Linked DNA regions of Homo sapiens: regions 2, 3, 4 and 5 are each linked to region 1. Evidence: chromatin loops called from intact Hi-C (ENCODE). Cell type or tissue: heart right ventricle. All regions are shown on one strand. Region 1 has its middle 140 kb from the start of HEMK2. Region 2 overlaps LINC01697 (long intergenic non-protein coding RNA 1697). Region 3 has its middle 94 kb from the start of LINC00161. Region 4 has its middle 37 kb from the start of LINC00113. Region 5 has its middle 81 kb from the start of LINC00113.

Evidence for each region. Peaks named below come from ENCODE experiments on the same cell type or tissue, not always from the same donor. Only the 100,000 strongest peaks of a DNase experiment are listed, where the experiment ranks them.
Region 2: it touches region 1 in a loop (6-fold over the local background); 3 of 110 quality-filtered maps call a loop at or near these places.
Region 3: a loop joins it to region 1, with 3 times the contacts of the local background. A loop is called at or near these places in 18 of 110 quality-filtered maps.
Region 4: it touches region 1 in a loop (6-fold over the local background); 11 of 110 quality-filtered maps call a loop at or near these places.
Region 5: a loop joins it to region 1, with 2.7 times the contacts of the local background. A loop is called at or near these places in 4 of 110 quality-filtered maps.

What each region holds. Positions count from the first base shown.
Region 1 is chr21:28,742,309-28,747,308 of GRCh38, reverse strand. It overlaps a transcript of HEMK2 not described here and the pseudogene LOC124905067. Among named protein-coding and RNA genes, the nearest start is that of HEMK2, 140 kb to the left of the region's middle. RefSeq lists an enhancer at 1,609-1,698 and a silencer at 4,408-4,702. In heart right ventricle, CTCF peaks have their summits at 1,408 (motif pointing right), 2,073 (motif pointing right) and 4,553; DNase peaks (open chromatin) are centred at 1,438 and 1,811; H3K4me3 peaks cover 886 bases; H3K27ac peaks cover 1,611 bases.
Region 2 is chr21:28,096,883-28,101,882 of GRCh38, reverse strand. All of the region lies in intron 1 of LINC01697 (long intergenic non-protein coding RNA 1697), which reads right to left. Among named protein-coding and RNA genes, the nearest start is that of LINC01697, 51 kb to the right of the region's middle. In heart right ventricle, no CTCF peak of the experiment used is centred here; a DNase peak (open chromatin) is centred at 2,402; H3K27ac peaks cover 1,391 bases.
Region 3 is chr21:28,630,948-28,635,947 of GRCh38, reverse strand. It overlaps a transcript of HEMK2 not described here. Among named protein-coding and RNA genes, the nearest start is that of LINC00161, 94 kb to the right of the region's middle. In heart right ventricle, no CTCF peak of the experiment used is centred here; a DNase peak (open chromatin) is centred at 1,907; H3K27ac peaks cover 4,054 bases.
Region 4 is chr21:27,756,625-27,761,624 of GRCh38, reverse strand. No RefSeq gene overlaps it. Among named protein-coding and RNA genes, the nearest start is that of LINC00113, 37 kb to the right of the region's middle. In heart right ventricle, a CTCF peak has its summit at 2,354 (motif pointing left); a DNase peak (open chromatin) is centred at 2,324.
Region 5 is chr21:27,800,558-27,805,557 of GRCh38, reverse strand. No RefSeq gene overlaps it. Among named protein-coding and RNA genes, the nearest start is that of LINC00113, 81 kb to the right of the region's middle. In heart right ventricle, a CTCF peak has its summit at 2,486 (motif pointing right); a DNase peak (open chromatin) is centred at 872.

The DNA of each region.
Region 1 (5,000 bases):
GCTGGACTGCGGTCAAACAGGAAGACAGAATGGGCTCCTCCATCCGGGCCTTGCAGGACAACTCTAGATTTGCTTCTCGCCACCCAGAAACTTTCTCCTCCCAGGTCATAGCAATTCCCATATCTAAGTATGACTTTCAGTTCATCTTTTCCCTTCTGTTCCACATTGAAAACATCAGGTACACCTGTAGACTCCATGGCCACAACAAACCTGGATCTTCTAGATCTGTCCATTTCCATTGCTAGTCAAAGGTGGTGTCTCTTGAGCCTCTATATTGCACGTGATTTCTCACTAGGTATCTTGCTTCTACGTTCTCTGCACCATAAATTCCTGTCTCCATGGAGCAGCCGGAGTGATCTTTTTGATAGTCTCAGAGCCTTTTAAGAACTTCTCTTCCCACCTGGTAAAAAACCTCATTGCACAGCCCTGGCTTATCAAGCCCTCCATGCTGTGGCTGTGTTTGGCTCTCAGCCCTCCCTCTTCCACCCTCTCCCTTCCCTTCTCACCCCTGCCAATGGCCTTATTTGTGTTCTTCAAGTATGTTGAAATGCTTCCCTTCTCAAAGTTTTTGCACTAGCTCTTCATATCTTTCTGGAATGTTCTCCATAGATCATCATATAGTTTTTTTTTTTTTTTAGATTGGCCCTACTTTAATAGCAACTCTTCTTGGACCACTCAATGTATGATAGCCTCTCAGTCACTTTCTATCACGTCACCCTATTTTGATTTCCAGTATAGTTATACATTTTATAAGCTACATTTATCACTCATATATTCCCTTAAAAATATTTATTTTCCGTTGCTCATCTCCCTACCTGCACACATGGTCGTGAGCAAAGAACTTGCTTGTCCTACTGATCTCTGCATTCTCAGTGCTCGGTGATATTTGTTGAATGAATGCAGGGCAATGCTATGTCTATGCTTTATGTCATTATCTTCTGACTCACTGCAAAGACAGGAGTCCCCCACGGGCAAGGAACATACTAAGAGTAGTATGTACCTCATGTTGTTATTGAGACATTTCAAAACATGTAAACATATTTACAGTGATGAAGTATACAGAATACTGCCTGCCACAGAAAAAGCTCCAAATAAATATCAGCTGTTGTTACTGTAGGATGTATACATATTTTTATTTATATTCATATAGTTTTGTTATACATATAAAACAAAACGTTTTATCAGTTTTTATTACTTACACATGTCTACATTATATATGGTGTTAGCTATTGTTATTCTGTTATTTGATAGAGTATCCAATAAAATATGTTACAAGATTTTGCTAAATACCATAAACTAAATGCCGACCACTTTTTTCTCACCTGGCTCTATTTCAGGATTCAGCCAGGTTTCTCTGTCTGGGAGTGTTAATGTTTCTTAGCTAAGCAGCTGCAGTATCTGCGGTTACTGAAATCGTCCTGAAGGTGGCAGCGGAGAGCTAAGGTTTGGAAAGTGCTCACATGTTCTTGTATACATGCTGGGATAGGATTTGAAGGGGGTGAGAAAAGTTATTCCATGGGGCTGTTTTTGCATCTTCAAAATTCCTTTCATCATTATTATTGTTGGGAAGGGGTGTGTTATATGTCGGGAAGCTGCTCAAATGCAAATGATATCTGGGAAGTGGCAGCCAGCTATTATTCATGAAACCTCAGGCAACGTGAGAGCATTAGAGCATTCATCCAGATGCAGGAAAGTGGAACTGCTGGTGAGGTGAGATAGAGGGCAGGTAAAGGGAAGAAAAGGGCTTGGTTTTGGATGGGCGTTTTCTTGGTTCCGAGGACTTCTTGATCTGTGGAGAGGGGTACAGGCAGGAGAGGTCAAAGCTGAGCCCTCTAACTGACGGGGCCAGGGCAGGGCCCCTCTCGTCCGGGTCTAAGGCAGTAAACTCCTGGAACAATCTCATACAACATCCATCTGCTTGTTTAAATAACAAGCCGATTCTATCATGTCTATGTGTACAAATCAGACTCTCTGGGGAGTAAGTATGTGAAAGGAGACTGGAAATATCGTTAACGATTTTCAGACATTTTCTCCAACTAAATCTGAAATACTGCATACTGACCACGAGATGACAGTATTGCACCACTAAATGCTTACACCACAAGCTTCCATCTTGTAAGCTCTTAGAGATCTAACACAAAATCACTGTGCTTCCCACTCGCAGCAGTCATTGGAATTATGCTTATAAACAGCAATTTTTCTTTATTTGCACTTTTTCCATAAATGAGGAATACATTTTTTGCCAATAGTGGCTACTGTATGTATACTTCGGTTATTGTCTTGGGAAAATGGGTGTTGAAAAAATTGAATTGTCTGTGACTCTACACATTTTATAATTCAAAATTTGTGAATAAAATTAATCAGCATGTGAGTTAAAGTGCAGTATTCCTTCAGCTAGAACTGCAAGACCAAAAAAACCCCATAAAAGTGTTTGGTTTATAATTTACTGTTTTTAATTTATGGTCTATAGTAAGATTTTCTAAAAGCATGAAACAGAATGGTTCTAACATATGGTTTTATATAGTTTACATATTTATAACCATGTTTATCTAAAATAGCTCTCTGTAATGCATTTATGTGGTTGAAGAGTTTGAAAAGGTGATTATCAAATGAAATAATGTATGTAAAATACCCAGCTCAAGCCTCACACATGGCAGGAATCATAATAAATAGAGGCTCTTGTTTCCTTTATTAAGAAGAAATCATAAATTAGTGGATAAGTGCAAAAATCCTTTGCTACTATGAAACAGGAGAGGCCAAACAGTGAGATATCATAGAGTGAGTTGCCTCTTATGCCTTTCTAGTTGAGTAGTCAGAGAATGAAAAACTACTTAAGGTTCTACCCTTCCACAGACACTGCAGATGAAAGTGTTCGGCAATTAACCATGAATGACTTTCAGGAACAGCAAATCCATGCTTTTCTATTTTACTCAACTTGGATTACATCTGTAGTGCAAATTTAAAAGAACACTTCTGGGGACAGTTTTTCCCAGGATCTATTTATTGTCTCATTTTTTTCTTTTTTTAATTGTTAATTTATTTTATTTTTGTAAAATATTTTAATGTTTATTTTAGGTTCAGGAGTACATGTGCAGGTTTGTTATATAGGTAAACTCATGACTCAGGGGTTTGGTGTACAGAGTATTTAATTACCCAGGTACTAAGCATAGTATCAGATAGTTTTTTCTCTTCTGAACCTCTCCCTCTTCCCAGCCCCCACCCTCAAGTAGGCCTCAGTATCTGCTATTTCCCTCTTTCTGTCCATGAATTCTCATTATTTAGCTCCCACTTATTAGTGAGAACATGTGGCATTTGGTTTTCTGTGTTAGTTTGCTGAGGATAACAGCCTCCAGTTCCATCCACGTTTCTGTAAAGGATGCAATCTTGTTCTTTTTCATGGCTGTATAGTATTCTGTGGTCTATATGTCCCATGGCTATTTTCTTTGATAGTCTCAGAACAATAAAACATTCAGTACCCACAGCAACCCTTGTAGCTACCAGACACATTTGCATGATCCAAGCATAACAGTTAAAGATGAATGGCCTTAATGCCTGGGGTCATCCAACTTTCACCATCTTCTATTTTAGACTTTTTCCTCCTCCTAATAGGCAGAGATGGGATGAATTCCTTAATTAAACAAGATCTCTTGTTTGAACCAGTTTAGACTGCAATCATTCATCAAACTTTTCTTTCCTCCCTCCCTTCCTCTCTTCCATTCTCCCTTCACCTTCTCTCCTTCCTTCACTCTCTTTTTTCTTTTCTGCATCCCAATGACTTGTTACTTACTGTGTTCTGTTAAGTTTAGGTACAAACAATAGAAGCAAGTGCTTTATTTAACTCCTTATTTCCTGTTATGGGCTGAATTCAACCCAGTCAACACCTTAATCTTGGACGTCTAGCCTCCAGAACTGTGAGAAATAAATTTCTGTTGTTGAAGTGACCCTGCCTCTGGTACTTTGTTATAGTAGCTCTAGCAAATGTACACATCCCCTTAGATTCTGTCTCTCTCTTTTTTTTAAAACACGGAACACTTTTAGGAATGTGCATGTCATCCTGGCGCAGAGGCCATGCTAATCTACTCTAAATTGCTGCTGAAGCAAGCACTCCTGTTAGATTTTTCAACCTCCACATTTTCCAAGACTTCTTAAAATACTGGCTTTTCAGACCTTTGGGTCTCATCCCTCCTGTTGCTACACTCCACCACTGCAGCGCATTTGACAATAGTGACTGTGTTTGTGTGAACGTGAGCAGATACTAAATCCCAACATTTTTGAACAGTTTCATTGCACTCCTACCAGGTACAGCGCATTCATTAATTTTAATATTTACTATCACAATGGGAACTAAGAAGTTGTCAGGAAACGGAATAAACTTAAAAATGGTTCATAGGAGAAGAAGACAGAAGACCGTGACCACAGAGAAAATTTTAGCCTAAAGCCTTCTTATACTGTTGTGCTAGAAAAACGTTTCTCCCTCAATAAATAGATATGTGTCTATAGGGCTTCTTCAAATTCTGGTGTTTGGGTGAAAATATTGAAATACTGTAGATGGCACCATGACATTGCACATGACTGTTTTAGAACAAAACCACTGTGTCGTTATCTCCCTCCCCCATTTTTTTTCCTTTTTTTTTTCTTAGTGGGCAAGTTATTGGAATCTTTAAAAAAATGATCATTTATGATTAAAACTTGGAAAAGGAATTATGCCCATTTTTTTCATGTTTACTCTCATGGCCTGTACTACAAAGCACTAGTCAGTAACCTCCCCTTGAAAAGTCTTTGGATAAGTGCATCATTATTCTAGCTACCAGCACTTGGTGAATCCCCATGTTAAACTCAACGTGTTTTGAAATTAAACCTCAGAGATGTTCCCAACCTTCTTTTATGTCCCTAGAGATAAGTTTACCAAATGTTAACAAAGAAATAATTGTTCTCAGAACTTATGGCAGCAAAGTGATGAGATGTAGGGTTGCTTTAAGACCGAGGCACAAATGGTGCTC
Region 2 (5,000 bases), 650 kb after region 1:
CCTAGGATACTTTGGGCTGTAGTATGAGAACCTGAAATAATATAGGTTTGCAGCTATTATAAAGTATGCTATAGATTCTACAACACAATACGTAGTAGCATTTTTTTTATACTGGTGACTGACAGTTTACTTGAGCTTAAGTCTTGATGTGTTCCATCCACAGTTTATATACAAGGATATAAGATTTTATCTCATAAATCAATAAAAACTGAAGCCCTTCTACTGCTAGAATTATTATTCTGCCTAATTTTATGAGCCTCAATTATCATTTAAAAATAATATTACATATTGTATTGAAATATGTTGTTTATTTAAATATATTATTTAAAATAATGTTTTATTTAAATATATTATTTAAAATAATGTTTTATTTAAATATATTATTTAAAATAATGTTTTATTTAAATATTAAAAATAATGTTTTATTTAAATATATTATTTAAAATAATGTATTGTTTAAATAATAATAAAATGCCATTTGATTTATTATGAATATTATATTAATATTTATAATATACATATTATATTTTATAATTTATTATATAAATAATATTAATATTCACCTTTAATCAATAGGTAAAGTTCCATAAGCATGTAATATTAATGAAAGAATATTTCTGCAAAAAAATGGAAAGTTATCAAATACATTTTTGAAGTTATCATAAGTCTAAATACCCACGTAAACATACATAGACACATTAAAAAGCACACACTGGCACAATCAAAAGACCCAGTCTGCAAACTTCTAATCAAAATAGTGCCAAAACAAGTTTAATAAAAATGTCTGAAGAGCTATTCACTATGGCTAAGTAAGAATCACACATTAATAGATTGTTTTCTTTCAGTTTGAGTATTCTTCTTACATATTCTTTTCTTTAGAAATTCTTACTTGACCTCATCGAGTGTAAGTTGGATGCTTCCCTAATATACTTACAAAGCAACCTGAACTATCATTCTATGCCCATTTGAATGCCTAAAATTAAAACAACTATCAATCCCAAGTGTTGGCTAGGAAGTGGAGCAGCTGGAACGTTCATACATTGCTTGTGGGAGTATAAAGTGGTACAATTACTTTTGGAAGATTAATCCATTTCTTGAAAGGTTAAACATATGCCTGCTCTACAGCCATGTAATTCCACGCAAGGACATGAACAAGATGCTGCCTAGAAGCTTTACACAACGTAGTAAAAGACAGTAAATAACCCTAATGTTTATCAGCAGGAGAGTTAATAAGCAGATTGTGGAATAATGCTTCCTATTGAAAAAGAATGAACTACCCATGCATGCGACTGCGTGGATGAATCTCATTAGCATTATGTGGACAGAGAGACGACATTCACAAGACAGTACATATAGTGTGATTCCATTCATAGGATATTTAAGAGTAGATCTCTGGTTTGCTGGTGCTGGGATGACAGAGTGGGGATTGTATACAAAGGCTTAATGTGTAGTGGGTATAAAAATCTATGCATTTGTCATAATGCATCCAACTATACACTTAAACAGTGTTCATTTTATTATTTTTGCTTTAAATTTTAGAAAATTAATTGCTACTATAACACCAATAATTCTAAAGGAAAACCTATAAGATCATTTCAATGGATGTCGAAAGTAAAAAAAAGATACTCATTTCTATTAAAAAGCAAAGCAGAACATAAGAAAAAAATGGTTTAAGTAGGACTAGAAAGTTAGTTTTTGAAATATGGTTAAGAAAAACTATATGAAATCAGTAGCCATTGGTAAATATAATTATGTGATGGTTATAAAATATAACTATTATTATAGTTAATTAAATTTATTAAATATATTAATAATATTAATATTTTAATATTTTACATTATGAAATTTAATTATGTTTAAGTATTGCAAACAAATAACTATTTCAGGACATTTTAATTAATATTAGAAAACTAAAGATAGCTAACTAAAAACAAATGAATTACCAAAAGGTTTCAGATAGGCATTAGGAGAATAAGAAGAAAGAGAGAAAATGCTGAAGTTTTCTTATAACTGATGACTTAGACTAAAATATCTGTACACAAATCAAATGCAAAATATAAGCAAATCTGTACAGCACACATAAAAGACCTGTACAAACATGATTATAAGAATTATGAATATATATATGTGTGTGTGTATATATATATAAAATTTGGAATATATTGAATTTTGCTTAAGCTAGTTAATGAAGGTCTAAATATTATTAAAGTGTCCTATTTTTTCCTAGATTAATTTACACTTATGGTAGGCAGCCAGCAAAAAAAAAAAAAAAAAAAAAAAAAACGACAGAGGATTTTAGTGTGACAGCTGCAAGGAACTGATTCTGCCAAGAACAGAAATGAACTTGGAAAAGAATCCTCACACCAGATAGCAACACAGCCTGCTGTCACGTTGACTTCAGCCTGAACAGTGAGCCCAACCACACTGTGCTGGACTTGGGACCTATGAGCTGCTAACGTTGTAGTAATTAATTACATAGCAATAGGAAACTCACATGACGTTTAAATATGACATTAAAGCCACTCATAGTCTTGAGGAGACTCTTAACTTTTAACATAATATGGTTATTCATCTGAAAGAATGATCCTTTTTTATTTTAAAGTTATAAAGTAGATGAAGAAAAGTTGGAATTAAAGAAGTGTACCCCCAGATATTTTAGACATAATTAAATGTGTCCTGTCATCGCAATGATTTATAGATGTATTGTGAAAGCCATTAGAATGTCCGGAGACAACTTCTGCTTTCCTAAATTTTTAATATATGATTTAAGAATCATCAAAACTCATGAGGCAGATATTTCTTATTAAACAAAATGTGTTTGAAAATTTACCTTGGAAACAAAATCAAATGAGGTCCAAACTACACATGAATAAGATCAATTACAGTTAGATTACATACTTAAAAAATTTAAACCACAATAATCTAAGATAAAATAACAAAATCAGCTTTGAATTTGCAATGACTTTCTACATATAAAACACTGTGAAAATCAAAACTTTCTTCATGGTAGAAACATAAATAAGGCCCGGACCAGTGGTTCACGCCTGTAATCCCAGCACTTTGGGAGGCCAAGGCGGATGGATCACCTGAGATCAGGAGTTTGAGACCAGCCTGACCAACATGGAGAAACCCAGTCTCTACTGAAAATACAAAAGTAGCTGGGTGTGGTGGCACATGCCTGTAATTCCTGCTACTCGGGAGGCTGAAGCAGGAGAATTGCTTGAACCCAGGAGGTGGAGGTTGCTGTGAGACGAGATTGGACCTTTGCACTCCAGCCTGAGCAACAAGAACGAAACTCCGTCACACACACACACAAAAATTAAATTAAAAAAATTAAATAAATAAAAAAGACAAAAATGGAAAATACTTGTAAGGAATTTATGTTTAATATAAAAGGAACTCTAACATGATTATTGAGTTAAAATAAGAAACAATTTGGTAGACATAAATTGGTTCTCAGGACAGGAGCCATTGAAATGGATAAAAGCATGTTAGTAATAAAATAAACTAAGTGAAAATACTAGTTTACATTTATTCAACTGACAAGCATATTTTTAAAACAATAATGCTGAGATAGACTCAGCATATGCAATATAATTCAAGAGTGTTAAACCATTCATATCCTTTGACAAAGTAATCCAACTCTTAGAAAACCTTTTATAAGAAAATAATCAGAAATTTTAAAATTATTTACCCACATATTATTTATACTAATAAGACACTGGAAATAATCGAAATATTTCACAGGAGAGAAACTGGGCTAATAAGTTATGGTATAACTAAATGGCCAAATATTCTGTTGGCCTTAAGGTGTTTTATGAAAAAAATATTTACATGGGGAAAATGCCCATGGTTTCTTAAGTAACAAAGTTAGATGTCAAAATAGGTAACTATTAGTTAACTATATACAAACAAAAATAATTGGAAGGAAATGCCTCCATATGGGAATGATTATTTCAGACTTTGAAGACTATAGGAATTATTATTTTTTTCTTTAGAATTTTCTTTCTTTCTTTCCTAGCATTCCTATAGAACACTTTTATTAACTTTTAAGTCATAAACAGATCTATGTGAATTGTTACTTTAAGTGGTGCCTGTACTCTTGCTATTGAAAGTGTGACCTCGTGCATCAGCACTCGCATCGCCTAGGAGCCTGCTAGAAACTCAAACCCTATGCAGGGTAGCGGGGAGAAAATGCTATTTAAAAATCTGATGGTTCTCAGGGATCATGTTGAAATTTTACTATTGTCAAGGAGGCAATTTTTCATTCCCTGCTTCCTAACGTTTCACAGTGTTCATTCATATCTACCATGTGTTTTCCATTAATATTGTTCTGTCATAATTATTCCCATTTCTAAGCAGAGCAAAGTCCTTTTTAAAAAATTTTTTTTTTACTCTGAGTTCCAGGATACATGTGCAGAATGTGCAGGTTTGTTACGTAGGTATACATGTGCCATGGGAGTTTGCTGCATCTATCAACCAGTCATCAAGGTTTTAAACCCCACATGCATTAGGTATTTCTCCTAATGCTATCCCTGTCCTTGCCGCCCACCCCCTGACAGGCCCTGGTGTGTGTTGTTCGCCTCCTTGTGTCCATGTGTTCTCATTGTTCAACTCCCACTTATGAGTGAGAACATTCAGTGTTTGGTTTTCTGTTCCTGTGTTGGTTTGCTGAGAATGGTGGTTTCCAGCTTCATCCATGTCCCGGCAAAGGACATGAACTCACTCTTTTTTATGGCTGCATAGTATTCTGTGGTGTATATGTGCCACATTTTCTTTATCTAGTCTATCATTGATGGGCATTAGGGTTGGTTCCAAGTCTTTGCTATTGTAAATAGTGCTGCGATAAACATACACGTGCATGTGTCTTTATAGAAGAATGATTTATAATCCTTTGGGTATATACCCAGTAATGGGATTGCTGGGTCAAATGGTATTTCTAGTTCTAGATCCTTCAGGAATCACCACACTGTCTTCTACAATGGTTGAATTAATTTACA
Region 3 (5,000 bases), 110 kb after region 1:
TATTTAAATTTAAATTAATTAAAATGAGATGAAATAAAATATTCTATTCCTCAAGCATATTTACCACATTTTAAGGGCTCAATTACTACACGTGCCCAGGGCCTAGCATACTGGGCAGCACAGACAAATCAGTTCCATTATTGTAGAAAGTTCTATTAGACAGCACTGAAAGAGCATTGTCTTGGGAGCCTGGGAGTGAATCATGAGTCTGCAACTTAGTAATGGAGTGGCCACTGTTTCCTCATATTTAAAATAGGGCTAGGTGATATAGTACCTACCTCCTGGAGCTATTATGAGGATTAAATAAATGAGTTATTTTTAAATAAGATGTGTAGAACCATGCTTGGTACACAGTAGTGTAGTATCAGTAGTTTTTAAATGAATGGAGCCTGCTGCCTATATTCTATAGTTTGTATATATTTAAGCTCATGTTAATTTTTAGTGGTAATGATGACTAACATTAATTGTACACTTAATCCTTGTGGGCTTGATGTTTTACTTCCTTTGATTTAAGTGCCATTAAAATCTCATGAGGAAGACTTGATTATTACTTAATAGATGAGGATACCTGTAATCCCAGCACTTTGGGAGTCCGAGGTGGGCAGATCACGAGGTCAGGAGGTGGAGACCAGCCTGGCCAACATGGTGAAACCCTGTCTTTACTAAAAAATACAAAAATTAGCTGGGTGTGGTGGCAGGCACCCGTAATGCCAGCTAGCTTGGGAGGCTCAGGCAGGAGAATCACTTGAAACCGGAAGGTGGAGGTTGCAGTGAGCCGAGATGGCACTACTGCATGCCAGCCTGGGAGAAAGAGCGAAACTCCATCTAAAGAAAAAAAAAAAAAAAGATGAGGACATTAAACACATAGATCATAGATCATTCAGAGTTAATTTTGAACTTTGCTGACTTTTAACTGCTATAGCATTTACCTGCGTGATAAACTACCAGACTCCCAAGTCTATGCTATATTGTTTTTTATCCTTTAAACTAAATGTAACACATGTCTTTCCTGGCTTTAACTCTGAGTTAAAGAAATGTTCAAGAATACCTGGTGTAATAGTAACAGCTAACCTTCACAAGCACTTAACATATGCATCACATAGCACGTAATATGTGTCAGTCACTGAGCTAGAAACTTTATATGCAGTATATTAATTAATTTTATCCTTATAATACGTCTATAAGTTACAAACTTGTATTACCCCATTTTATAAATGAGCAAATTTAAGCTCAGAGAGGTTCGGTAAATTGTCTAAGTTCATATAACCAGTAAGTCACACAACTACCCCAAGGACTCAAATCCTATTTCTAATGTCTGTTTTCATAAGCCCTGTGCATACTGTCTTTCAGTAGAGAGTACAAGAATACACAGGTAGTTGACCTAGGGGGATGCTGCCTGACTAGTGCAAATACTGGTGCTCAGAATAGACAAAGTCAAGGAACTTCACTTAATAGCTACTTATCTACTTAAACAAGGCTATTTTTGTCCTGTGCTATGCGTGCATATCCTGACTCGCCCTTTCCTTGGGGAAAATTGGGAGAAAATAGTACATACATGGAAATGTACTGTTAGCTACTGCGACAGATTTGGCAAGGGCTGTGGACCACAGCCTCTCAGCAAAGGAGGAGAGCATCCCTGCCAGCAAATACCTGCTTCCCAAGCTCAGTTCCATAGGATTCCCCCCTTGCACACTTCCCAGTCTCCTTCCAAATCAGCTGGATCCCCGTGAGAAAAGGAAAAGTGATGTATTTGGGAAGTCAGATCTAAGCAAAGACCAACTCTCTGCTTGGAGTTCTCAAAATAATTTTTAATGAGATAAAGCTTCTTGAGTCAGAGGATATGACATTCTCATTTGCATGATTCAGAATGGCAGTGACGCCACGGGCAGTCAGTCATTGGAAAGGAGTTCCCGAACATGAAACGCTGAACAATTAAACAGGCACTGTAGCTGGCACAGAATGAATTATCTTAGATAACCGAAGCCTGTTCCATTGGGCCCAGCACAGGAAGCTGGTGACTATCAGAACTTCACAGTAGGTTATTCCTGTTACCGCCCTAACGTTTTCCTGGTGTGGAGACGGATGGCAGATAGGTTTCAGAAGGAGAAGTTGCTGAACTTCTTACCCTGAGCATAGTGTACAGTGCTTATTTACTTACACCTTTGTCTTTGCAATGGCTCAGAGAACTATTCGTATTGTATTACAATGGGAATTTGTAACCTGGTAGCCACGCAGAGGAAAAAGCTCTTTAAGTCATCTCGAAGTCATATACAGAAGGTTGATTTTGTGTCTTGAGAAAAGGGTTCACAGTTCCTGTTATATTCTGAAATGGGCCTCTGGTTTCTAAAAGAACAGAACTTTAAAAAATACTTGGCATTTAAAAAAATACTTGGGAATGTGGGTATGACTGCCAGACTTAGCTACTAACAGCCCATTTATTTGGTAGGCTTCCTGTTCAGTCTCTTCTATTCCCTAAAAAAGTTGCCATAATTTTGAAAACAAATAGACCCAGAGAATTGCCCTGTGTGCTTTTAGAATCACAGTTTCCACCTAAGTAGGAGTTTAAGATCTCACCTGTGGATTTTCAATAGTAAATGATGTCAGTAGTAAAGGTGAGGTATTTGTGGATCATCCTGGCTCATGGGGAGAGACAGCTTTGTTCATTTTCTCTTTGTGACTATGCACACTAGTGCTGGCAGGCCTTTTGACAACTGAGGACTGCATTCCTAACCTCTGTAGAGACCCAGCCTTGCCCTTTCAGTACACAGGTTCAGACTTGCTTCCTCTCAGGCCACCTGGAGCAAGTACTCCTTCTATAGTGATGTCAGTCCCCATAATCTCATCCAGTGGGTGAGTGTATCACAATCAGAGTTTGGTGGCTGGTTTTAGAGAAAAGCTGTGGATTGTGAAAATGGGGTCCGATCAAGTGGCAGTAATGCTAGGAGCCATAGGAATGGGAGGAAATAGGACTCTGACTATAAATTTCTTATGTGATGTGTTGACAGTTGAAATAAGCCACTTGCAGCAGGAGAAAACCTGTCTACACTGCGTCTGCTTTTTGCTCATCCCACCGTCAAACTCCAGTGCTATCTTTTCTATGGTGATTCATCAGGGAGGCATTTGCTGCCAAGAAATCACTTATTTTGGTTTTCTTTTAGCTACTGTCATTAGCTAAATCCAAACTGTACAGCAAGAATTGGAAGAGAGAGTTAGAAGCAGCCATCCTGATAAAGTTTTCTATAAATATAACTTTTTCCCCTGTAAGCCAAAAGTTATAAGAACAAATAGTTTGATTTCTATTTTACCGTGTGGACAGAGAAACAGACTTGGTAATGTTGACATCGATAGAAAATGAAAACACATTTTGTGACTGCTCTCTAACACTTCTTTCTACTAAACCGAAGAATGGTTGGAAAAAATGAAAACATCTTATGCTGTTACTGAGAATAATTGGTCAAGAAACTCTTCTGTTTAAAAAAATTGAAGTTATTTAATTATAAAAGGTTAAAATGCAAGAAAATTCACTTTCAACTACAATTTTGCTGCCACAACTGATAAAAACATGTGACATAGTAGAGATCTCATTTAGAGTTCTTACTCTGATAAAAGCTAGGAGACTGTTAGATTTTGGGGTTCCACCCAAGACACACTGATTTCTACAATCTGCATTTTAATAAGACTCTCAGGGAATTTGTATGCACATTTAAGTTTGAGAAACTCTGATATAGGGTAATATTTCACAAACTTAGATAACCATCATAATTGCTTATGTGTAGAGCTCTTCAGAAATATATTGTACAGAGATAATTCATGAGTCTTATTCAACTCACTCATTGTTTTAACAAACTTTCGCCTTTACTTCAGTAAGATATTGACTAGTTACCACAGCAAGCTGACTAGTCCTGGTTTGTAGCTAATTCTCTAGTATTCCAAAGCATTTCTGCACACTCCACTTGATTGTGTTTACTGGATACTGTTGTGTTTGTTCATAAGCCTGCTGATGGTGCAATGTAAATAATATAAATTGATAAAATCTGAGTGTGAAGAGAGTGATACCATTTATTTGTTGTTGTATGTGGACAGGGCAACTGTAAGTGATAAAAAAAATTTTTTTAAATCTAAGAGGTTAGGCTCCTGTTTTTTTTTTTTTAACAAAGTCTTGAAGTCTTCACTCCAAAGAAACTAAAACTGGAGATTATATATCTTGTCTTTGTGTGTGAAATACACAAGAAAATGGCTTTACTGTTTAATCAGTAGACTTATATGAGAAAAAGCCTGTACTTGACATAAAAAGTCTGTCAAATGCATATGTTTATGTTTTAGTTTCATATAAAGGATTAACCTTAAAGATGTACATATGCCATTTTTTTTCTGATTTCTTGCTTTATGAAACTTTTGGGTTGGGCAAATTGTATGCTAGTTATAATTTTGTCAGGGTTTCTACTACACATATTTCCAGATCTCATCCAAGACCACTGAATTAGGGTGGGGTTTAGAATATGTATTTTTAAAAAGACCTGCCATTCAGCTAGGATTGGAAATTATTGAAGTAGAGAATCCTGGTTGACCAAGCAACATTACGGAAGTAGAAAAACTTTTACAGGTTTAGATATTTTAAGAATGTTACTAGCACATTTGCTAAAGAATTTCCAGAATTTTTACAATAAAAAGCAATCTCACCTGATTCCACAGATAATCTTTTGGATATTGTCTCCTTTCCTAGTATGATGTTTTTGAAGTTTTCCTGGGACTGGACCAGCTGGTCCCTCTGAAACTGTCCATTTATAAACCAGGAAGAGGGAGAGCTTTGGATCAAAATTTCCCTATGTCAGTTTTGGAATATCTAAATTTTCCTCTGCACCCCAACCCCATTGAAGTTGGTGAGAGAGGCACACATACTTTGTTTGGGGAGATTCATTACTCTCTAGTGACTTCCTGTTTCCTTAGTCACTGTTAAACCTACATAAAAAACTGAGCTTAATTAATCATTAACTTTCTTT
Region 4 (5,000 bases), 990 kb after region 1:
AGACAGAAGAGCAGGAGGTCAGAGTGACATTGGTTCTGAAGTTGCTTCTATGGTCTTTCAACTCCTTTGATTCAAAGTACTCAGCATTCCAAAGTGCCATAGGAGGTATCAGTTTCTCAACCCCAACAGTAAGGTTTTGGGGACTGTTTTGTGCTAGCAAAGGGTTTTCTTTCTTTCTTTCTTTCTTTCTTTCTTTCTTTCTTTCTTTCTTTCTTTCTTTCTTTCTTTCTGTCTTTCTTTAAACTGATGTCTTAGAGGGGAAATGTTTAAATATCTCTTGAGTGCCTTCACCTAGATTGTAAATATGTATAATTTGTAGAATTAAATCTCAGTAATTTGTAAACTCTAAATACTTACACACTAAAGGAATGGATTTAATAATTTATTTTATGAAAAAGTATTTAACCCAATTGTATCAGTTGTGATCCAATCAGGAGGGAGAAACCAACACAGTAATGTGAACAGAGGAAGTTTGATATAAAAGTTATTAATTTTAACAGGAGATTTGTGTATGGAGGAATAGGATTGTAATAAATGAAAAGAATTTTATAGAGTACAGGATTAGCTGATGCAAAAGTGAGGGAGTGTTCTCCAATCCCTGGTGCTGAAATACAGCATCCAGTAAGACTGCTCCCTCCCTACCAAGATGAGATTCAAGCCTTATTGGAAAGGGTAAGAATGTGGCTCACTACCATGTGTCCATGTGTTCTCAACACTCAGCTCCCACATATAAGTGAGAACATGCACTGTTTGGTTTTTCTGTTCCTGCATTAGTTTTCTGAGGATAATGACTTCCAGCCCCATCCATGTCCCTACAAAAGACATGATCTCATTCCTTTTTGTGACTGCATAGTATTCCATGGTGTGTATGTACCATATTTTCTTTATCCAGTCTATCATTGATGGACATTTAGGTTGATTCCATGTCTTTGCTATTGTGAATAGTGCTGCAGTGAACGTACACATGCGTATATGTTCCTGATTGAATGATTTATATTCCTTTGGGTATATACCCAATAATGGGATTGCTGGGTCAAATGGTATTTCTGCCTCTAAGTCTTTGAGGAATTGCCGGGGAGAGAACAACACAGACTAGGGCCTGTTGGAGGGTGGGGCATGGGAGGAGGGAGAGCATCAGGAAGAACAGCTAATGGATGCTGGGCTTAATACCTAGGTGATGGGATGATCTGTGCAGCAAACCACAAGGCACATGTTTACCTATGTACCAAACTGCACACTCTATATCCTGAACATGTTCCCTTGAGCTTAAAAGTTGGAAATCAAAAATTAAAAAAAAGAAAAAAAAGAAAAGAGAATGTGGCTCTCACTGGGTGGCAGAGTAGTTGCAGTGGGGCTGTACTGGAAGAAATTGCTGAAAATATGCCTTTTGGGCAGGCAGGAGATTCATCCTCTGGGGTGTCATGGAAAGCTATTGATTTTTCCAGAGAGACTCAACTGCTAAATTATCTGAAAGGAGTGCAAAAGGAAGCTGATGGTCTCTGGGTGCTGCTGAACAGGAGCCAGGTGTTGGAGAAGGTGTGTTCCACTGTGAGAGCCTGATGAGGGAGCATACCAGACCTGGGATGAAATCCCTTCCACCTCCAGCATCTCTCCACCACCATCTGCTGGCAAGTTTTTACATTCTGGCAGCTATTTGAAGGGCCCAGATTCTTTTTCTCAGAACAGGCAATAGTGAATTTGCCTCTGGAAGGCAATAAATTAATTACTGGTACAGTCACCTTGTTGCTGGAAACAGTTGTTTATTCTTTTTTTTTTTATTGCCATTAACTTGGTGCTTCCTAGGTTAGAATTGATAGTAATTGCAGAGATAAACGGCGTTGTCTATGTCTAAAAATTATGCAAACTTGTAAATAAGTCTAAAGTAGGCAGCATGTCCTTTAAGTGGCATAAGTTGACAAAGTGATGCAGGATATTTTCTTGACCCTTGGTGGGACTCAAAAGAGGGGTGCACCATTTACTCAACCTGTCCTGTTCAACCCCTTGTGGGAGGGAGCACCCATGCAAATGAGTACGGGAATTGAAGCGAATGAGCTCAGGAACTTGCCAGCAATTTAGGTGCCTGCATGAGCAAACTCTGCTCACTCAGGTTGACTGTGTCCCACCCATCGCAGGAGGAAGTGTGCAGGTGAGTGAGTGCAGGAAAAAACTGGCTGCTTTAGTGCTGGCAGGAGCAAACTTCATGCAGGCCTCTTGGCAGGATCCAGGTGGGGTTCCCCAAGGCCCCAGAGGGCATGTTACAATACTCTTTTAGCTCCGCCGCCGTCCACAGAAAGCAGTGTGTTATCAGCTCAGCCAGCCCTTTGGCTTATTGCATGGGGCAGCTGCCCTCTGCTGGCAATGGCAAAGGGCCACTGTGACAGCCTTTGTGGGTGTCCACACTTGGTGCATCCCAAATTCTTGTCCGGTGCCCAAGAGGAATGAGGTCGCAAATATAAATTGAAGGATGGTGAATGTGGTGAATTTTATTGCGTGACGAGAGCGGCTCTCAGCAAGAGGGGAGATGGAAAGGGGATGGGAAGGGCAGGTTGCTCTCCTCTGATATTAAGTCACCTCTGCCTCTCTCTTGTGAAGTCAAGTTGCTGCTTTCCGACATCCAGCTGCCATCTCTGGAGTCAAACTGCCTCTCTCAACATCCAGCCACTTTTCCTCTCTGCTGGCTGAGCCTGAGGTCTTTATAGGCACAGAATTGGGGCAGGGTGGGCTGTAGGTGGTTATGGAAAAAGCAACATTCAATTGGTAAAAATATGCTATTCAGAAAGAACCAATCGGGAGAGAGCGGGTACACAGGGATGGAAGTTCTCACTTCGGGCCATTGGGTTTCAGGCTTTTTGACTCAGGGATGGGATTTTGCCAGGGACCTGCCCCTGTCTGCCTAGAATTTCTCAGACTCCTGCCTCTATCATTGCATCAAGAGGCCACTTGGATATTATAAAAGGCAAAAAGTGCAACAGTTATAAAAGTGTGGGCCTTGAACCAGCAATTTTAGCTTTACTGTGTAAACTTAAGAGAAATGCAAAATTGCATGTCAAGACCTACTGAATCAAAAACTCTGAGGATGAATCTCAGCAGTTTGTATTTTAACGAGCCCTCCAGATGGATCTGATATGTGCTAATGCTTAATAACTAATCATCTAGAGTAAAGTACTCAGTTCAGTTCCGTATTTATTATTGAGTTAGAGTCCCAGGCTTAATGAAGTTTTATGTAAATTGGAATTTTCTTCCCACTTGACAAATATATTTCATGGAAGAGGAACAAATAAGCACAAAAGTGTATAGTCTACACAAGAACACCTAAAACAATTTCCTTTAAGCACACACCCCATTATACCTTAGTGTGACAAATTTAACATGTTCATTCACATGGTCACAAACTTGAACCATCACATAGCATAGAAGAATTAGAAGCAAAAGTAAATAAGATTAAAATTATTCTTAGTAATCAATGTTACACTGCTCAGACTAGTTAGAAATTATTTAGTTGCCCAGTAATTGTGCTTAATAAAACAGACTCTTTGGGCACAGACTTTCATAATGATATGGCTTAGAAAACTTTCAGGCTGCCATGGTAGGCTGCATTACAAATTCTAAGACTCTCAAGTCTGGAAGCAAATGTACTTGATGAGAGCAGACGGCAGACCCAAGATTCTTTGGAATAAGCAAGACTGAATGAAATAATGAGGAGGACTTGCTTGTAGTTACTGGTTGGTTATATTGTTGGCATGATTTTAAACAATTTTCCTACTGCACTTCTAATTGACATGCTAGTGAACAAACTCAGACTCTTTTCATGTTCAGCCTTTGCCTGTTTATCTAATGTTCTCTTTCCAATAACATATTTCACTCCTGTTTATTGCCTGGATTTTGTTAATGGGGTACTCCACTCTGTATCACATTCATATTTATCTTACAACCTATTTTATAATAACTACTTTAGTCTATTTGGGTTGCTATAACAAAATGCCATAGACTGGGTGGCTTATAACAACAAAAATCTATTTCTCATAGTTCTGAAAGCTTGGAAGTCTAAGACCAAGGTGTAAGCAGATTCGGTGTCTGGGGAGGGCCCTCTTTCTGGTGCATAGATAGTGCCTTCTCCCCATGTCTTTAAATAGTGAAAAAGAAAAGGCAGTGCCTGGGTTCTCTTTGATAAGGACCATAGTCTCATTAATGGGGACTTTCTCTACATAACCCCATCACCTTCCAAAGGTGCTGCTCCTTAGCACCATCACATTGGTGATTAGGTTTTAACATAGAAATTTTGAAGGGATACAAACATTCAGACCACAGCAATAACTTTATACTCCTGGTGAGCTGCGGCCAGCTAACTAAAACCTTGTTCTACTAAGTATTCAAATTATATTTTACATGTCAACTAATGAATGTTTCCAGCTAGGTCCTTCATAATCATCACTTCATATTCCCATATAAGAAACAAGATTGCATACCAGCAATTCTTTTAAGATAATTTTAAATTTAAGTTTGTAAAAATTGATAAGCCATATAACAAACATACATGAGGAAAATATTAATATCACTTTATTCTCATCACTAAAAGGGAAACGAGAAGCTTCATTAATTAGAGGTCATTACAATAATAGGTATGTATGAGGAAATAAAGCCATTTTCTTATGATAGTAGCAGAACTGGAATGGAAAAGCAAACTATAGAATCTGTTATTAATGTAGACATTGTAAAGCTAAAAATTCAATATGTAAATGCAGGATATTTATGGACTTCAGCTTGGACTATATTATCTCTATGATCCACCAACTTTATAAAATTCTATGGTGATCAAAGATGAGGGAGAATTTAAGTACCTAAAATTTAAAATGTTGAGAAAAAAATATGAAGCTGGAGGAAGAAAAGGAATAGAAACATACAGGACAATTTTGAATGTGAGTCTATTTTCTAACTTACGTTGGACATGAAAGTAGGAAAGTCTGATAGAGAGTTGTAGTTACAGGATTGGTCTTTTGCAA
Region 5 (5,000 bases), 940 kb after region 1:
CTCTCTCTCTCTCTCTTTCCCTCCCTCTCTCTCTCTCTCTCCCTCCCTCTCTGCCTGCCTTCCTCTCTCTCTCTCTTTCATATATGAGAGAAACACACAGGCACACACCCTATTGGTCCTGTTTCTCTGGAGAACCCTGGTTAATACAAATGTTCTTAAACACTTTTTTATTCTATCAAAAGACTTTTACTTACTCACACTGTTACTCACACAAAAGACTTTTAAAATTACTCTTTTAACTTCTGTAACAATAATCAGGATGATTGCAATAAGTATTAGTGGAACAAAAGTATATTTAATTTTCTCTCTCTCTAAAACTCATTTTTAAAAACCTAAAGCATAGAGGAAAAAAAGAAAACCCATTCCGATTTAGCGTCTAGGAAAACTCCCAAATTTCTTACATTATGTTGTAATTATCAAGTATAAGAAAATTTGGGCCAAATTTAGAGAGGTTACCTAGAACTGATCCAAGCCTAAGAGTAAAAGACTAGAATTTCTATGAATTGAAACATTGTTTTTGTTTCTTCTTAGCATCTGAACCCCCTCCTAAATTCAAGAAGGAACTCCCCATTTCATATATTTCCCTGGATGCCAAAGATTGACTTTCACTGTGGAAGCCAAATACAAAACAAAATCAAATAAGAAAACTAAGCAAAACAAAAGAGGTACTCGTTTCTGAACACACACACACACACACACACACACAAATTTACACACACTACTCTTTGCAGTTAAGCATGGCCAATTAAACAAATCTGACCCAGATTTAAAATAGAGTTGGATTACGCAGAAGCCCTGCCTAGCCAACAATGACAGGGAAACAATTCCCAGTTCACAGAGACTAACATGGCCATGTAGTGCATGGAATGCAGAGATGGAATGCAGTGACCAAGGACCAGAGCCTGGGCCAAGAGTTGGAATGAGATGAGCTACAATATCCAGGTTTGGCTGTGGTGGTGATAATGTCCTTCCCTGAATTGACTCTGTGGCACCAATTTGCCTGACCTCTCTGATTCCTGCCTGTTTTCTCAGTATGTTCACCACCAGAGTTCTCAGTAATTTTGTGAGCTAATCAATATTCTTTCAACAAATTTCTTTTCTGTCAAGTTAATTTTGCTAATAACTTGACACATTCCCATTGATGGTGGTAAAAAAGAAAAAGAATTATCAATGTAACAACTATTATTTTATGTCATTATTGAAGTACTACTCAATACATCAAACAAACAAAATGCAGTTATCATAGGAAGGTTTGAAAGGCCAGGTATTAACAGAGACTAGAGGGTAGGGGTCATGGAAATTTATTGTTTAGTGAGCAGTTTTAGTTTTGCAAGATGAAAAGGGTTCTGGAGGTTGGCTGAACAGCAGTGTGAATGTGCTTAGCACTACTTAAAACTTAAAATTGGTTAAGCTGGTAAGTTTTATGTTATGTGTATTTTACCACAATTTTAAATAAATAAATAAATAAATAAATAAATAAATAAGTGGAAGTTTGAAGAATCAAATTATTATTATTTGTCTATGTATTTTTTTTTTCCTAGAACCAATGGTGGTCAACTGAAAATATGAATAACATAATCCCACAAAATCAAAGGGACAAGATTTAATATTAAAAGATAAGCTCTTCATTCTGCAAAAAGTAATTGGCTAGATAATATAATGGAAGAAAAGTATCACAATAACCAAGAATTTTAAATACTTATTGAATATATTAAACTTATAAAGTAATACTTGAGCAAGGCAAAAGAGAGACCTCTGAGATCGATGATTCACGATGATAAAGATAACAATGAGTAAATTATTCTGTGAATTTGGCATAATCACAAATGAGCCACCAGTAAACATATTTCCTTCTAGAGTTTGAGAAAATACCATTAACATTTATTTAGAAACATAAACATGCAAGATAAATTTTTTAAAAATAAAAGTAATAATAAGGTATGAGTAGGCAATATATTATACTACAAAGCTATGATAATTAAAATGAGTTACAATAGTACAGGTATAAACCAGTTAAAAATAAAAGGAAATAGATTGGCCAGAATAAAAAGCAGATATTTAGTATGTAGTAAAGACAACATTTAAAATAGTGGGGAGAGAATATATCATTATATAAATGATGTTGGGGCACGTGACTAGCCATTTCAGTCATTTCAAAATGGATCAAATACTTACCTGTAAAATATGAGACCACAAAAATTACTAAATGAAAAAAAGACATAAAAGGAGTATTGATAGCAGCTTTGTTTCCAGAGGCATCATAATTTTTCTTTTAGTTTACATCTTCCGCCCTTCAAGGTATCTGTATATAGGAGCTCTTTTCTTTGTTTGCTACTTATTTGTGAATGTATGTAAAAGTTACCTTTGCAAATCCTCTCTTCTATGCTCTGCTTTGGGATACTGAACCTGAGTTTTATGTACTTGCTGAACCTTATTTACTTGCTGAATCTTATTTCAGCCTTGGTGGGGTCCCTGTTGAAATCGGCCAGTAGGGGTCACTAGAGAAAGAGAATGGAGAGGGACGGCTGGAGGAGGAGCAACTAGAGATGCTCATTCTTATTTGTTTTCTGTTTCAATTTTTGCATCCTGTTCCGATTAGCATCACTCCAGGAACATTTGTTCACCCTGACAGTCACTGTTTGTTCCAGTGCAACGTTTGTGGGTCTTTCCAGCATTCACAGTCACTCTTCATTGTTTCCTCTTGGAGGCACATGCACCACCAGCCTAACGATGTCCCTTTCTCAAAGAGGTCTGACTTCCAGTTCCCTGGGACTCTTTCCTCAAATTTCTAAGTTTTAATAATTTTAAGTGCTTCTTTTTGCCTCCCCCAACCCAGCCCTAAGGGCGATGGCTTCTTTCAACAGTTGCTATCTCTGGAATACTTTTGAAATTTTTACCTTTCCAGTTCTTTACTACCTAATGAAGAGCACTTATACTAATTTTCCTTGTTAAAATAACTGAGGGTTATAGCAAAACATCATGTGAACACTATAAAAATATACAACCTGTCATCTGTCAATTAAAACGCTAAATGGAAAAAAAATAACTAATGCAGCTTTTTTGTCCTAAGCAGTACAAACTTATTCTTTTTTTTTCAATGTATATTTTACAAGATTAAGGTTTCTCTTTCACTCTAAAAACGTATTTTGTTTCTGCTTAGTATAATGTGTGTTTCACCTACATTGGACATAATCTGTCACTAACGTGGAGACAGGAAAATGAAGGTGTTGGGAGGCGGTTCCTAGAAATATCTGAATCTTCATTTCAATGACTGTTAACTTCGGCCAAGTGCAACGATGTCTCCAAAATAATTTCTAAGAGAAATTTTAGTAGAAACTTTATGAAAAAGAAAATAAACATTGTTTTTTGAAATATTCACAGCACACTATATGAGGGGTAGAGGAAATCTATATATTAAATAGCAAAATAGTTGTTAGCTTAAGCATAAAAACATATAAAATGGTATAATTAACATTTAGGATATGCAGATATACCTACACATGTAAGTCTTAAGACATGTTTAAGAGAAAAGGCTCTGCCCTGGATCGTTTTTATTTTTAATTGTTGAGGTCTGCACGTGTGAGCTCATTGGTGAGATAGGAGTTTGGAATACCTCTCCCTGCAGCTTACTTATGACTCTTCCAGCCCCGCTTCTGCCTGATCTTGGGAGTACCACTTTCATCCCATGAAGAATTGCTACTGGGTCTGTTCAGTCTCATGACACGATTAGTGTAATAATACACACCTCATACTGGGTGGCTCTGATTTCACGGACACTTGGTATACGTGGCCTTTTGGTCTCTACATATACCAGTGGCATAACAAAAGATGCTTTTCAAATGGTGCCTAGTTTTCTACTGTATATTGTCTTCTTATAGAATGCTAGAAGCCTATATTTTTCTCTCTTCACAAGGCATCTTTCTTATTTCCAGAATAATTGAAACTGCCAGATTGAAACTGCCAGATTATATGACAGGTTTCCAGGGCCCCTTGCTCACCACAAACTGCAGAGCCTTTTCCTGCTCTGGTCCACTCAAAGCTGTCAGCCTTCCACTGCTGTCTATAAAATACTTAGAGCGGTATTCTCAAGTGTGTCATACGGCTCCTCCAGAACTCAAAGATGCCTCAAAATCTGCTTTCTTAGTGCTCGGAAGCGTGAGATGCAATAATTTGTTCTATCTCTTTTTTTTTTTTTGAGGACATGTCTTGTCAAATCCAAGCTCACTGGGCTCTAAAAAGTAACCCATATGACAAGCCAGCAAGCTGGAGAAATAAATGCCTCTGCCCTAAAGGCAAGATCGGGATGACACACAGCAACATCCTCTACAGTCTTATTACTTCTCGTACTGTATTATAGATGCTTGTGTGTATCTTATGTTCTCTTCTAGATTAAAGTAAGATTTATGGCCAAGCACGGTGGCTCACGCCTGTAATCCCAACACTTTGGGGAGGCTGAGGCAGGTGGATTACCTGAGGTCGGGAATTCAAGGCCAGCTTGGCCAACGTGGTGAAACCCTGCCTCTACTAAAAATACAAAAATTAACTAGGCATGGTGGCGTGTGCCTGTAATCCCATCTACTCAGGAGGCTGAGGCAGGAGAATCGCTTGAACCCCAGAGTTGGAGGTTGCAGTGAGCCGAGGTCGCATGATTGCAATCAAGCCTGGGTGACAGTGAGACTCCATCTCCAAAGCAAAAAAGAAAGATTCATTTCTCATTTACCTGGGTATTTACCAAAGCATCTAGAATGTACTTTGTTGCACATGGTAGAGGCTTAATCAGAATTACTGATTAATCTTAGACATTATCCTAACCAAACATCTCACTGTACAGCCACGAATTGCTCTATAAATACTATATACAAAATGAGAGACCATATGGTAGATATATCATCGCAGTCAGATAGTGCATTAAACAAATGTATAATAAAGTTGCACAAGCTGAGAAAAAAAAACTTAGCTTTTTTTCAGTGAAAACACATTTATAAATTATTGTTTTTAAA